2 separate regions of the Homo sapiens genome follow, and region 2 is linked to region 1. The links are chromatin contacts, found by Hi-C or POLR2A ChIA-PET in ENCODE. All regions are on one chromosome and are shown on one strand. Each heading gives the region's core, a stretch centred on a gene start or an enhancer-like site at or near the end of the contact. The rest is flanking DNA. Distances are from core to core; before and after follow the strand shown. Region 1 has its middle 26 kb from the start of HLF. Region 2 overlaps HLF (HLF transcription factor, PAR bZIP family member).

Evidence for each region. A loop is a pair of places that touch in the nucleus more often than their neighbours do. ChIA-PET counts read pairs that join two places held with the same protein, here RNA polymerase II (POLR2A). Pooled maps may share reads with other maps.
Region 2: a map of gastrocnemius medialis shows a loop between it and region 1 (4-fold over the local background). The contact joins two enhancer-like sites. A Hi-C loop is called at or near these places in 41 of 168 maps with a recorded cell type or tissue (CD4-positive, alpha-beta memory T cell, Caco-2, Calu3 and 26 more), 1 of 37 single-sample maps with no recorded cell type and 34 of 50 pooled maps. POLR2A ChIA-PET finds 5 or more read pairs at or near these places in 5 of 52 experiments (CD4-positive, alpha-beta memory T cell, Caco-2, HepG2 and 2 more).

What each region holds. Positions count from the first base shown.
Region 1 is chr17:55,237,125-55,239,824 of GRCh38, reverse strand. No RefSeq gene overlaps it. Among named protein-coding and RNA genes, the nearest start is that of HLF, 26 kb to the left of the region's middle. RefSeq lists a silencer at 1,153-1,622. Within about 2 kb of position 1,369, at least 27 of the 41 ENCODE cell types and tissues checked have a DNase peak (open chromatin) inside an H3K27ac peak, as active enhancers do; they include ascending aorta, dorsolateral prefrontal cortex, gastrocnemius medialis and 8 more, where a contact is called at or near this core.
Region 2 is chr17:55,284,246-55,286,945 of GRCh38, reverse strand. All of the region lies in intron 2 of HLF (HLF transcription factor, PAR bZIP family member), which reads right to left. Among named protein-coding and RNA genes, the nearest start is that of HLF, 21 kb to the right of the region's middle. RefSeq lists an enhancer at 408-2,700. Within about 2 kb of position 1,250, at least 24 of the 41 ENCODE cell types and tissues checked have a DNase peak (open chromatin) inside an H3K27ac peak, as active enhancers do; they include ascending aorta, dorsolateral prefrontal cortex, gastrocnemius medialis and 8 more, where a contact is called at or near this core.

The sequences.
Region 1 (2,700 bases), core at 120-2,619:
TAGACTTTTGTCATGGGTCATATAAAGCAGAAATGCATGTGTATTATGATTTCTGGCATATTCTAATGAATCAAGTGTTAATGTCATAAGGCTTCATTGATTTGAAATAACGGGCAATTTACTGACTGAAGGCTAAATATTGGTACAAATGAGTACAACATATTTTTGAAAATAATTTGGCAATACTTTATCAAAAGTTACAAAATATTTGTGTCTTTTATATAGCAATCCCACTCCTAGGGGTTATTAAAAGTGGAGGGGGGAAGCCTCATGCACAACAATGTTCATTCAAGACTGTCTTAGAATAATATAAATGTAAACAATACATATTCTAACCATATGCATGACTAAGACAATTATAGTAAAAACTTCTTAGAGGAAAATATTATGTAACTATTAGTTATTCCCTTTGTTTGGAACACTTTCCACCCCCTCTGCCTTATTTCTCTGCCAGCTAACTCCCACTTAGTCTTCAAGACTCAGGGTACCCACCACTGTGCTTATATAACACCTGGGCACACCTCTATTAAAACATGTATAGCCCACTGCATTGTAACCCATGATTTTGCCTGTTAGTGCCCTCCACTGGATTGCAACTCACTGAGGCAGAGTCTGTCATTTGTGCAACAAGTTAAAAATCAGAAAGCAATGGGGCAATAAATAAAATTATTTCTGATATATAGAATTTAGCTTCAGCTAATTCAGACCTGCCTTCGTTCCCTGCTCCCAACCCCCTCCAGCCTCCAGCAGCAGCAGCAGCAGCAGCAGCAGCAGCAGCGCCCCTGAAGTCTCTTGTGGAAGGTGAGAAATCTACCGATAAGCTTTCTAGTAGGAGTGTCTTTGGGGAGGGAGTGAGTGGGAGATTAGAAATGGGGCCGGTGGAATATTCCTGCAAAACTCCAGGAACCATTAGCATTCCACTTCTTCTTACAAAGATTGTTTTCATGTCTGAGTTGCCCTATATAGTGCAGAAATTGAGAATGCAAACGTGCAAACGATCGGTGTGATCTACTGAAAGGCGATGCGCGTTCCCTTCTTGCAGGCAGAACTGCCTTAGGAAGCATGAAAGTGGACGCAGCCCGGTGCCAGGTGTCAGCGATTTGAGCTCGCTTCCGGGCCCCATTCATTTCCAGCCCGGCTCCCAGATACTTCCCGAGGCGCTCCCTTTTGCCCGCCCGACTTCTGAGCGGAGCGCTCGGGTGTGAGGAGAACCGGCAAATCCTCGCGGGCGCTGGGCGCTCGCGGAGCCGCCCGCGCCCAGCCCCGTCACGTTGGCTGCCGAGCGCATCCCGGCTGCGCCCCGGCGGGGAGGCGCCGAGGGTAGCTAAGGGGAGCAGGTCACGTGAGAGGAGGAGTCTGACCTACTTTCCAGGCGGTAGGCGCATGCGCACTTCCCATCTGCGCTCCGGCCGGGAGGCTCACGTGGAATCGCACGTGCCTGGTCCTGCAGCTAGGGGCTCCTGGCCCGGGGCGCGCAGGGGCGGGTCCGCGGTGGGACCCGCGGAGAGGGGCGCGGCGGGGCGGAGCGCTTGGAGACTCAGTCTGCGGGTCCCGCAATCATCATCCGTGACAACCACAGCCTCTGGAGAGCTGCTTAGGCTCCCTGCGGGGCTTCCCACGAATTCATCACATTCAACATTCGTGAATTCAGAAATTAAGACAAAGACTGCACCTCTGCCCTGTAAATCACTAGTTCCGCAACTCAGAATTTATCCTGCAAATGGGCTTCTGCTCCTGCGAAGTGAAGTCCCTGCAAGGATAATCATTACATCATTGTTGGACATCACAAACGGCCAGAAACAGTCAAAATGTCCAACGATAACACCGGTTAAATTCATAGAAACGTAAATTATGGTTGGGCCACACTTGAAGTTGTCTGCAGCTCTTAAAAACAAATAGACTCTGCTCTCTAGACACTGATATGGAAAGACCTTCAAGATACATTATGTGATTTGTAAAAAAAAATGATGCAGAACAGTGTCTGGGATGCTGACATTTGTGAGGAAAAAAATTATATATGTATATATGTTATGATCAGACTAGTTCTGGAAAAATATATTGGATGACTGGGGGTGGGGGTCAGGGAAGACGCGAGACTCCATACTTATGTAACTTTTAAATTTTGTACCATGGATGATTAATCTTTTTTTTTTTTTTTCCAAATAACATTTAAAAACAGTTATTTAGCACTTACCCTGTGCTGGGCACCAGCTTTTATGTAAATCATTTCCTCCTAGAAAGTTTGTCATGTACAGTATCTGCCGCATTTCCTGTTCTGTTCAGCTTGAATCTTAATGTCTTAAGCTTTCTGATACACAGTTGAGACGTTTTTTAAAATCCCGATATGAACAACCGAAGCCCTCCACATCTTTAAGATTCTTTTCAAGTTCTGTCTCTTGAGGGAAAGTATCTTAACCAAGAGGCTCTCAGCAACAAATACTTGCATAATAAAGCTGACACAGCAGTTTCACATATGTGATTAGCTTTTACTCTCCCGATTGTGAGTTTGTAGTGCAGATATTATTATCACTGTGGTTAGTACATATGTGCCGGTTATATTCGGTTGCAAGTTAACTAAAAGTCCAACTCTAAGTGGCTTGAACGGTAAAGCTCATTTAACTTCAGATTGGATGTTGGATTTCAGGGATACATCGATTTGCCTGCTAAACAATGCCATCAGGAACTTGTTTCTTTCTAATC
Region 2 (2,700 bases), core at 1-2,500, 47 kb before region 1:
ACCCACAGACTGGCAGGAGGCTGTATCCCAGTCCCTGAGATTTTGGGCATCCTCTATGACAAGGGAGGCCTTCCATCATGGAAGGAAGAAGCAGCCTGGCACATGCATCTAGCTGGAAAAGTTTCTGTAAGTCTTGATTGGTTGTTGCTTGGCTGGATGATACTGATGGCAAAAGTAACATTCCAAAGCAGTAAATATAAGACTCTGAATAAGGCTTGGCGCTGGGAAATCCTTATGGAATTTATGGCTTGGTGTGATGGGGAAAAAGAGTTTATTTTCAACCGTTTGTTATGAGAGGGGTCTATTTCATTGAGAAAAGAAACGTCATTATTATTCCAATAAATCTTTGTTTTCTAACCATTCAAGTCTTTCCTAAGGAAGGTTTAAAATTCCAAAACCAACTTTATTTTCAAAAGCAAGTCAAGCTTCAGGTGGCCACCTACAAGAACAGACAATAGAGGAGCTGAGGGAAGCGAGATTACCCCAAGAAATGAATTATACCACCTCTTTCTCCTAATTCCTCTTTTTGAAATTAGATATTTGTTTTACTGAAGGCAAAACAGCCAGCTTGGCCCCTGAGAAAAGTGAGATGAGAATGGGAGTAGGGGTGGAGAAAGGGGGGTACTATCGAGAGGTAAAGTACAAGGGTGGGGGGAGAAAAGAAATAAAAATAGACAAGTCAGGGAAAACCAAATGGCAAAGGTCCATTTGTTTATTTTAACAGTGTTTGCCATTCCAGGCGGCTTGCTGAAGTTCCTTCCTTCCATGGCTGGCCTTGGACCAACATTAGAAAGGTCTTAGATCTTTGGAAAGAAGATTTGGACAACAAAGTTGTTTTATCTGGGAGGGTAACTAGCTTACTCAAGAGTTCCAGGACTTTGGTTTTGATGTTATTACCTTGGCCTAAGTTTCCCTGTCCCAGGCAGTCCTGGCTCTGTTTACTGATTTTGCAAGAGAAAAGGGTGGCCCGAGGAAGGAAGGGGCTTCTCTCAGGCATCACTGCCACATTTAGCTGGATCACCTCAGTACCTGGGCACCGCGAAGAAGATGAAGACAGGCGCAAAAGTAAAACATTTTCTAAAGGTCCTATCTCTCGACACTCATAAGAGGCAAACAACACTTCTCTAACTTACTCCCCAAATAGACACCACCGTGGATGTTCTGCCAAGGAGTGATGCGAAAGTGTGTTCCGAAGTGAAATGTAAGCTTGGCCCAGTGCCCAGCTCTCTGCTGTATTTTGCACAGAGTGCTGCAGGCTGAAGGACCAAAGGAACACATTTCTCTCCACGTGACTGCAAGAGCCAGGCAGCCCAAGCAGATTTCTTTGTGTTAATAAAATGTGATCTCTAGACTGTACACACCAACAGCCCTGGAAAACGTGAGCCAGAGAGAAGGACCCAAGGAAACCCATGGCCCTGGCTGAAAAGGGACTGCAGCTGCTGGCACACTGTGTTGTATCAAGGCAGAGGCATTGCAGGCCTGGCAAATGCAAGTGAGAACACAGCCAGAGATGGAAAGACATGTCAAAGGCTCAGGGGAATGCTGCTTAAGAAATGAAAACAATCCATGGAATCCCATCAAACATGATCCTGCACAAATGTTTACTCTTTCTTGGTGGCTACAGACCAAAGTCCTCAATGGACACTCTCAAGACTTTGGATATACCTGGGATCCAAGGTACCACGTCTCAAAACTGAGACCATTCCAAATATAGCAGGAGCTTGACTCCTAGGTTAAACTGTATATCTTCTGGTCTGGTGTAAGGTGTGACTAATACACATACTTCCATACTCTCACCCCACAGGGACCCAGGCAAATGCAGTCAACTCTCTATGAACGAGGGCAGCCATGGGAGGCAATCACAGGGAACCCAAACAATCACCATGGGGTGGCCTGGACTCTGGGGAGCTTTGCTGTTGTGGGCAGTCCCTGACTCCTTGCTTCAGTGGTCTTGGTCTCCACTGGCCTCAAAAGAGATCCATTGCTCAGGGTCTCAATCTATATATATCTATATCTTGGGAAGGGAGGAGGTTCCTAGGTTGAGGAAGAAAGGGGATTAGTGGCCCCTGCTCACTGGGCCCTCTTTCAACATATGACTTAATCTCCGGACTTTCAAATTCACTGTGCCCTGTGGTCAACTTGTTCCCAATTTGAACAGGGTGTTGGGGGCAGGAGCTGAAAGGTAGCAGGAGCAGAGCACCAGGACCCAGGTAACTTCTGAACCTCTCAGGAACTGTGCTGGAGAATGCAGAAGTTTACAGGGCTAGAGGGCACCTCTGGTTGGAGAGAGTAGAAGGTCCTGGAAGAAGTCATCCCTTGGTCCCCCTCCCCTGCAGTCGCCCAGTGCCCAGGCTTCCCAACCATGGGGCAGGCAATCAGCCATCACCAGCTAATTATGGAGCAGCTGAGTTGATGAGCGACTCCCAGGCCCAGGTGAGCCTTCACCTTGGTTAATCTGCAAACCAGTTAATCAGCCTCAGGATAATTGAAAGTTAACCGTATGCAGAGCTCAAGTGCAGTTACTGGAAACAACAGGAAACAGCAGTAGCAGAGGAAGTCAGGCCCACTCTCAGTGAACTCTTTTGTAAATCCCTATAGCCAATGTTTAACCTGGAGCCCACTTCACCCTATTGCCCAACACACTCTTGGATCAAGTCCTTGTCACACAGTTACCTGGATCCCAGGGAGCACACAGTAAGT